Regions from separate parts of the Homo sapiens genome. Here region 1 is linked to region 2. Evidence: chromatin contacts called from ENCODE Hi-C or POLR2A ChIA-PET data. All regions are on one chromosome and are shown on one strand. The core of a region is the stretch at or near the end of the contact, and the rest is flanking DNA. Distances in the headings are between cores, read along the strand shown.

What was found. Hi-C counts contacts between places; a loop is a spot of excess contacts on that map. ChIA-PET counts read pairs that join two places held with the same protein, here RNA polymerase II (POLR2A).
Region 1: a map of natural killer cell shows a loop between it and region 2 (4-fold over the local background). The contact joins two enhancer-like sites. A Hi-C loop is called at or near these places in 1 of 168 maps with a recorded cell type or tissue (natural killer cell). POLR2A ChIA-PET finds 5 or more read pairs at or near these places in 1 of 52 experiments (MCF 10A).

What each region holds. Positions count from the first base shown.
Region 1 is chr10:6,471,622-6,476,327 of GRCh38, reverse strand. All of the region lies in intron 12 of PRKCQ (protein kinase C theta), which reads left to right. Among named protein-coding and RNA genes, the nearest start is that of PRKCQ, 110 kb to the left of the region's middle. RefSeq lists an enhancer at 2,149-2,328. Within about 2 kb of position 2,272, at least 7 of the 41 ENCODE cell types and tissues checked have a DNase peak (open chromatin) inside an H3K27ac peak, as active enhancers do.
Region 2 is chr10:7,259,136-7,263,848 of GRCh38, reverse strand. The region is part of intron 7 of SFMBT2 (Scm like with four mbt domains 2); the gene reads left to right. Among named protein-coding and RNA genes, the nearest start is that of SNORD129, 75 kb to the right of the region's middle. Within about 2 kb of position 3,193, at least 12 of the 41 ENCODE cell types and tissues checked have a DNase peak (open chromatin) inside an H3K27ac peak, as active enhancers do.

The DNA of each region.
Region 1 (4,706 bases), core at 1,023-3,522, 790 kb after region 2:
TTTTTTTTTTTTTTGATTTGCATGTATGACAGTTTTCATGTCTTACGGGGAAGGCTATTGGGAATCCCACTTTGTAGAAGATAGGTATGCTCCTTTCTCTTGCCTGTCCATCACAGCTTCAGGCAGCATTTGTTTCTGTCCCTCTTATGAGAGATCTCCTTAACCCATTTATGCCTGAGGTTGCAACTTTTTGAATTTTGAAATCAGACCTTGGTGATGACCTTGAGCAGTAGGATATAAATAACTCCCACATGCTTAGCGTTCCAATAATGGAACACTAGGCATAAATGAGTTCCGTGCAGCTGGGATGCTTTACCAAGACCTGAGCCACAAGTGCATCCACAGCATTGGTGCTGGGAGAGAAAAAAAAACTTCAGCAGAGAATGTTTACATGAAATGTAAATCTGACTGGCTCAAGACTCAGATCTCAAGGAACTGAGTCCTTTTAGAAAGAGGAAAGAAACAAAGGAAGAAGCTTGAATCACCTTTTCCAACACCCCGAGTTGTTGTTTTTGAGATGTCTTAATTATTCAAACCTTGCTTGTCAAAGTAACTGATTAAATACCACAAGTGAATGCAAAAGGCAACGATTGATACGTGATATGGATAATGCTTTGTTCTGGGAACATGTTGGGAATGACCTTTCTTGGGAGGACAGTTACCTGTGTATGCTAGTGTAGACATCAGATAAGATAAATTAACTATGTACTTCTCCAGGGCATTGTTATTTTTTAAAGGAAGTTATTCATCTGCTCTCTGCCTCCAAAGAGCGCACCTGTTGAATACCAGATTATTCAGGAGATTCTGAGGACAGGTATTCACTTGTTATTAATTAGGGTCATTTGGATTAAATTGTTAAAGTTTTTAAAGTTCCTAGATGAGGGATATATCACCTATGGAAGGGTGAAAATATGATAAAGCCATTTAGGAAGCTACAAAATGTGAAAATTCCTGTGGACTTGGATTCCGAAGTTCAAGCCCAGCTCTGCCGTTTATCAACAGGGCTCTGAGGCACCCACTTTACCCCTGCCCAGGACAGAGAGTAAGAGTTACAGGCAGAGGGGCTGGGAGCTGTAAAACCAGGGGCCCTAATGGGACGGCACCGTCTGGGGACATAGATGTACAGGATAATTCATGAAATCTGAACCTGAATCTGAATGAGGCTCAAATCAAAAGAATCTTCACAATGAATTTTCTGTGTGCTAGATCAAAATGACTTTGTACATCATCCAGGCTCTGGCATAAATTACTGGCTCAGGGTCTAACGTAGATCAGCATTCTGAGAGGCTGCTGTCTTGGCAAGAGGAAAGAAGGGCTAGCTCTTCTTTCTTTTACTTTTTTTCTAACATTTCTTTGTTGTTAATATTTACATTTTCTGTCTTACAAAGTCTGCAGGGCTTGAAATTGCACGATCCCTTCTCAGTACCCCCTTCAGTGCGGATGCCAGCCAACTTTTGCACTACTAGATTTCCAACTTAGATTTTTAACAGTTTCCATTACTTACATTTTAAAAAGTAAAAAAATAGGAAAATCCACAATAAAATTTGTCTACAAGAAGAGTTGTCATAAATCTTTTAACTATCCACTTACAAGTAGATTTAAAACAATTAGAAAAAAATAATTAACCATAAAACTTTGAAACACAGGGAAAAATAAACACTGAAACAGTTTCCCTCTTTTTAGTTATGCTGCAGTAAAAGAAAGATTAATAACTCAAGTATCCAAAGTTTCTGTGTTCTATCTCTGATAAAACTGTGGAAAAATAAGAGGATTTATTTCTAAAATTTGTTTGGAAAGGAAAGATGCATCTAACACAGTAAGGATGCTATTTCTTTTTAATTTCAAGGAAATAATTTTCCCTTAAAAATTAAAAGTGAACTAAAGTCTACCTTCCTCTGTGTCTCCTTTGAATTCTGAAAGGCCGATCTGTATTCTGACATTTAAGTAGTGTTACTATTTCACACCTAAGTAGCTCTAGATCCTATAGGAACAGCTCTGTCTCTGGGTCGTTCCCTCAGGTTGGATTTGAGGGCAGGCCGCCGTGGTTTTGCAGGCCTCTGAAGAGAGGCCTCCCAGGGTGATGCCAAGAGGCAGAACGCTAGTGTTCCTGGATTCACATCACTGCCCTTGACTCCCACACTCCCAATATGCACCAGTTGAACATTCTTGGTCAATATCACTTTGAAATTTTTCTTTTATGAAAAAGAAAACTGAGTTTCACTTTCTATTCATAGAACACACAAAGCTCTACTTCCGGTTATGGCTTCAGGGCATGAGTGTGTGAGTTACTTTGAACAAGTCACCTAACATTTCTTTGTGACACTGGTTCTCCTTTTTTGCTTCCTAAGGATAACGTGAAAAATAATAATAATAACAATAATAGCACTTGCAGAGAAGTTTGGATCTTTTTTGGAGAAAGTACCATACTAACTACAAGATATTATTATCATTTAAAATTAAAAAGAAAAACTCCTTGAACTTGATACTTTTTAAAAAGTATGTCATCCTGGTATTTCCATAGTTTTAAGGCAAAATCCATCTAAGAAAGTTTTTAATTTCAAGCATTTTATTCAGAAACTGCTTCATCTGAAGCTCTCAAAAATGCTGCAATCCATGAACCTTTCAGTTGAGCTAGGAGCCCTGGAAATTACCACAATTGTAGCAAAGAAAAGAAAACCCACGGAAACCACATCCTTCCAAAGACGTGTCCCTGCACTAAGACAAGAATTAACTTTTCATGCTGCCCCCATCTGTAGTGACAGATAAGCCTCTTTTCTTTAACGTCCTCTGGCGGCGTTCTGATCCTGAGAACGCTTACACGTTGTTATTTCAGAAACTGGGGATCACTCAGACATTCTGCAGGTTCCCCTGCTATGTAACCAAACTGTGATTTGGCAAATGTTAGATTTTATAGCAAATTTACAAAAATGAGTCGATTTACAGCTGTCAACCTGAAATAATCAAAAAGGCCAGAATCTAATTTAAAGAGCATTTATTCAAACTCAAAGTTTGAGGATGGCCCACCTGGAAACACCCCAAAAGAATGAAGTCAGAGTTGTAAAGGAGGGAACTTTAGGGTTTCCATAGGGAGAGACAGAGGCATTTTTAGCAGGATTACATTTTTTCATACAAGGCTGGTGCATAGTTCCAGGAACTTGGTTACAGGCAGTGTTTCTTTTTGGGAAAGGGACATTTAACATCTTTTACAGAGTGTGCTATAGTCATGGGTTTTCTGTCATCTGGTCTAAGGAAAATAGGACAAAAAAAGGAAAAGGTAATCTTTAACAAGATTCATTAATTAAAAAGGCAGGAGGCGGCCAGGCACGGTGGCTCACACCTGTAATCCCAGCACTTTGGAGGCTGAAGCGGGTGGATCACCTTGGGGTCAGGAGTTTGAGACCAGCCTGGCCAACATGGCGAAACTCTGTCTCCACTAAAAATACAAAAATTAGCCAGGCGGGGTGGTGGGCACCTATAATCCCAGCTACTCAGGAGGCTGAGGCAGGATAATCACTTGAACCCATGGGGCGGAGGTTGCAGTGAGCTGAGACCACACCACTGCACTCCAGCATGGGCGAAACAGTGAAACTCCGTCTCAAAAAGAAAAAAAGAATAAAAGAAGTCAGGAAGTGTTTGTCCCTGACAATTGTTTAATTCTCTCTAGTCATTGTACAGAACAAGAGAAAAAAGGAAGCAAGTTAATCTATAATCTGAGAAACAGAAGTTGTAACCATATGTGACTCAGATCACAGTCGCATCTCTCTCAAGGCGTAAAACGCATTTTAGGAATTCTAACACCTTTTAAATGTTATTTATTTTCACACAGTAATTTATGGGAAATTAATGTTGCACTCACAATGTTTCCTTACAGTTTTCTCGTCCAAATACACAGGAAATAACGGGCAATGAGTGAATACATATTCAGGAATTCTTGGACTAAAAGAACAAGACACTCACTCAGTGCATCTGAAATGCCGCATCTTTCCTACATGCCTGCTTTTTTTTTGTTTGTTTTTTTCTGAGATGGAGTCTCGCTCTGTCGCCCAGCCTGGAGTGCAGTGGTGCGATCTCGGCTCACTGCAAGCTCTGCCTCCCGGGTTCACGCCATTCTCCTGCCTCAGCTTCCCAAGTAGCTGGGACTACAGGCGCCCACCACCATGCCTGGCTAATTTTTTGTATATTTAGTAGAGATGGGGTTTCACCGTGTTAGCCAGGATAGTCTCAATCTCCTGACCTTGTGATACACCCACCTCGGCCTCCCAGAGTGCTAGGATTACGGGCGTGAGCCACCGCGCCCGGCCCCTACACGCCCACTTTTTAAGCTCACAGATCTGTTCTCATCTTGATGTGACTCTGTAATATTCTTCCAGGCTCATGGCCCATATTATCTGCCCATTCCTTTGTCAGCCATTCTCACAAAGTCCCAAAAGTATTGTCACCAGCTTCCCAGAAGACATGAGCATTTGACATCTCCTTCAAGAGAGTGCCTCAGGAAAGTGCATGCCTTCTGTGAATCTACTATCCCTCTTTTGTTTTTTGTTGTTGTTGTTGTCATTGTTGTGTTTGTTTGTTTGTTTTGAGAAGGAGTCTCACTCTGTCGCCCAGATTGGAGTACAGTGGAACGATCTCGGCTCACTGCAACCTCCATCTCCTGGGTTCAAGTGATCCTCCTACCTCAGCCTCCCAAGTAGCTGGAATTACAAGCG
Region 2 (4,713 bases), core at 1,944-4,443:
GTACAGCCAAAGGGGTAAGGAAGACGCGGGCTTCTCTTACGATAGATTGTGAGGCTGCAGTTTCTATGGTGACTGGTTTCTTTTTCCCTTATTCAGCAGCTAAATGCAGCAACATTCAAACACTTGTAGCTGAGTTTGGCCTTCAGGTGGGACACTTACATTCTCCAGGCATTTGCCTTAAGCCCATATATAGAGACAGAGCTTAATTTTTTCCCCAAGTCATTTAGCAGTTAATGTTTGTGGGATACATGATGGATATCTCCTTCTCATCATGTTATCCCCAAATGGCTTTGAAATAGAGGCTGTTGGCCGGGCACGGTGGCTCACACCTGTAATCCCAGCACTTTGGGAAACCAAGGCGGGTGGATCACCTGAGGTCAGGAGTTCGAGACCAGCCTGGCTAACATGGTGAAACCCTGTCTCTACTAAAAATACAAAAATTTCCTGGGCATTAGTGGCACGTGCCTGTAGTCCACCTACTCGGGAGGTTGAGGCAGGAGAATCACTTGAACCCGGGAGGTGGAGTTTGAAGTAAGCTGAGATCGCGCCATTGTACTCCAGCCTGGGCGACGAGGGAGAAACTCTGTCTCAAAAAAGAAAAGAAAAGAAAAGAAAAGAAATAGAGGCTGTTTTGATGGTAGGTGATTTTGTTAGCAGACTGGTGCATGTCCCTCTGTGATCTCGGTGCCATTGATTGAACTTGGGAGGTTTCTACCCCATGGCTGGAGCCGGGTCTGTTCTCTCAGGCATCCCCAGTGTCTGGGCCTGAAAGCATGGTTCTGCAGAGTACGTGCTCCCCTACCTCCTGTTGCCATTCCCGTTTCTTTACAGACTTGAAGAGGTTTGTTAAACAGAATCTCTTTGGGTGGAAAACCCCAGAGAAGTCCAGTTCGTTGAATACCCGTCCCTGGCAACATACAGAACTGCGAGGTGGGGTTCATCTGTGGGATCCTTTGCCTGTTCTGGGTACTTGAACTGAAGCACATGAATTCCATGGCAAAAAAGGACCAGCGGGGCCATCTAGTTTTTATGAGTATTGGAGAAAATCTTATAAGAGACACACTAAAGAGGGCAACATTGGTCAAACAATAAATGTAACTATAAAAATCGCAAAATCCAGATCTATACAGAGTTCGCCATCGCAGCTGCTTGATCACTGGGGCCTGAGCTCCGCTGTCTGCAGTCCGTTAGATAGCAACTTGCTTTTAATCCTAAACGTTAAGAATTTAAGAATTTAGTCAACTTTCAGTTATCTGCTCCGGGAGTTCTCACTCCCAAATGGCTTCTGCTTACCGCGGATAATTCTGGCTCTTGCCAGTTCCCGGGGAACTTGCAGGGAGGGTGAGATCATATTAGCATGAACTTAGCGTAATTGGTGTATGGGATTTGGAGGTGTGCAAAGGGGATACATCTCTTGTTTATAAAACTAGACACATTTCAAAGTGATCATTGTGCCTGATTTTTTATTTTTTGGGCCATTTTCTATTCCATTCTCTATTAATAAAAATAATTAAGAAAAGATTATAATTCTTTTATCTACAGAAGATCTTATTGTGGATTTAAGCCACGGTAAAATTGTTTGGAGGTGGCTCCCCCATCCCCCCTCCAAAAAACATTAAAAAACCACCAATCCTTTTGCAAGTTAGGCCACCCGTTTAAGCCCCGTAGTGCCTTTCATGAACAGACACTTGCTCCAGGGAGAAACCTGATGTAAAGAGAAGTTTGAGCTTCTCTCTTTTAACTTTAGGACTTCAGAGGTTTGAGAGCTAATGGAAAATGAGGACCCCATGTAATAAGGGGAGCCCAGTGGTGTGGCCATGCCACCGGGCCTTGCCCTTCAGCGCTGTCACCCCTGCCCCCAGGGAGGGCACACTGAGGAGGCTGGCCTACTTTGCTGGGTGTCAATAAAAGGTGTGGGGACTGTTCATTCCTGAGCTTTCTCTCTTCCGTCCTTCCGCCAGCCACCCTACTTTGAATCTGCCTGTCTCAATGACATAAAGTCAAGGATAAGATAAAATCTGCCTCCAGTTTTGTCGCCAGTGCCATTTATAACCAGAAAGGCCAGCACGAACATGTCAGATAAACCTTTACATGAATATATGATGTCCTGCACTTAACAACTTGATGAAAGGAAAGGCTCAGTTTAGGAGAGTGGAAACCTGCTTTAAAGCTCCTTAATATTTAACAAGATCTTGCACTTGTGGTGACCTGCAAAGTCTCTAGATCACAACAGGATTTATTCTTTTCCCTGCCGGCATCTGGATTCTCCTAAAAGTAAATCCATCCAGACATGCCTGCATACGTAACCCCCACCCGGCAAAGGGATCAGAACATTTGGTCATTTCGCCTGTGAGTCTGTACTGATTCATGCACTCCCTGATCCTCAGTCATTGCTGAGCATCCGAAGATTCTGAGAGACTGCAGGTCTATAAACAATGGGACAGGGAGCCAAGGCATGGCCAGAGTGTTACAAACCCTGGCTTTCTGTGTGATAAGCCACTCACCTTGAGGACGTTTTTGGAATATGCATTAACCTTTCAGACCTTTCGGGATAGCATAAAAAGGTACGAAGGAAAAACATAATTGAAGCCATAGATGAATCATAGGAACTCAAAAACCATTCTTCATTGGAAAGTGTTGCAGTGAATTGGTGAGCGTTTCTAGTGATTCGCACCCACGGGCTGCAGACCTTGTGCTGGGTACTGTGCATATACTATCTCACATCCCCACAGTAACCTGACTCGAGAGGCACAGGAGTCTTACTGGTTAAGTTCAGGAATTGCCAGGCTCAGAGAAGTTAATTTCTAGTCATACCTCATACAGAGAGACCATGGGTGAGCCAGGATGCACAGACGTACCTCAAACCCAAGGCCACACTTTTTTTTTTTTAATGTTTCTTTGTTAAACTGGGGTATTTAAAGACTGCGCAAACTCAGTATTATTATAACAAAGAACCAGAAAATGAATTCTGAGAGTATTCAGTGTTGCCTATTCAGTATGGTATTTGAACTGGAGTATGTTGCTCAACTCCTTATTACTCAGTTGCTTTTGACGAGGGCTCTCCTGGGATTTTGGCCAGGATGATTTTTTTATTGTACTAAGTGACAACTGCCCCTGCCCCTTGCCAAATAACTGTCTGCACTGGGGAATGTGGTAGATGCCGCCTGTGTAGAATTAGAACCAGTGGTGTAAGCCGGAAGAGTGGCCCCATTTTTCTTGTCAGTGATTGGCTTAGGGAGAGATTTGTGACCAATTTGGGTCAGTAATAAATGAGGACATCTGCTGGTAGTTTCTGGAATAGGTTTCCTTGCTTTGAAGAAGCAGCATAGGGAAGAGGGGGCCTTGCTCTGCCTGAGAGGCCTGGAGTTTCTGCAGCCATCTTGAGCCCACAAGGGAGGAGCTGGACTGGGGAAAGCTGTCATATTTAGGGTGTGGAAGGAGGAGGATGAAAAGAACCGAGGCCATTTCTGACATTGCTCATGGCTCTGTTCACCAGGCTTTTCTATTCACTTGCCTTTTCTCTGGACCCCTTTGCTGTGTGAGATAATGGATTTCCTTATGGTTTATACCAGGTCGAGTAGGGTTTTCTGTCTGGTCTTTGTGTGAGAAGGCCCTTTAATAGATAAAGGCTTCCTTGGGGACCAGTACCATTTCAGGTGACTGGTCTGCTTGTCTGTAGGTTGGAAATGATTGCTTACTCCTTGCAAACAGAGAACCCATTGCTGCCATAGTGGTAGTAGGCAGTGGGTTAAGGAGTACTTGAGTTATTGTTATTGTCCTGTGCATGCAAAGCACCTCTTGTACCACCATATTGTGGTCACCATTGTTTATGGTTATTGCTGTCATTCATAACAGCATCTTTGAATCTTATACACTAGACATTCAAAGTGGAGGCAGTGGGAGGGTAACAGCAGCACCAGGTCTGCAGTGTAGACTGGCAGCACCGGGTCTGCAGTGTAGACTGGCACAAATGTAAGTGTGAATTTCCAGTTCTTGCTGAGACAGCATCAGAGTGAGTCAAAATTAACAGGGTTGGTTGGCACTGCTGATCACACCAAGGGGCTGAAGGGTGGGTACTAGAGTGAGTTAATGCTGGAGACAGAGGCAGAGAGAATCCACTGATGCTGAGGAAGCTCATCAGAAGTGTAGGGGGAGGAGACCACAAGGTCAGGTGTCTCATCAGCGATACCTGACTTCTCTCTTAACCGAATCTGAATCAGTGGTCCTCAACTCAGGGGCCAGGGGCATGTGCCCTTCAGTGGACATGTGGCAAAGCCAGGAGACATTTCAGTTGTCCCAGGTGGGGGATGCAGTCAGCATCTAGTGGATAGACCCCAGAGATGCAGTTGCAACATCCTACAGTGGCAGAACAGCCCCCCAACAAAGATTCTGGCCCCCAAAGGCCAATAGTGTTGAGGCTGACCATCCCTGTTTCTCACCTGGAAGTGGTTGATGGAGGGAGCCGAGGGCAGCTGGGGTGTGAGGAAGGCTCTGGAGACTGAAGCTGTTATTAGATCCAGTCCAGGCTGCTTGGCAGTGGGCACTTTCCAGTGGGGAGGCTTCCCACTTGTGGCAGAGCACGTAGAGGGGTTTGCAAGCTCTCTGTGTTTACTGGCCTCCACGTTGGTGTCTGGGAAGGGCAAAACAGAAGCTCAGACTGCTGGGTGGAGAAGTTTTGCGCCTTCCCAGCTCTTGCTTCTTTCTGTGAAGCAT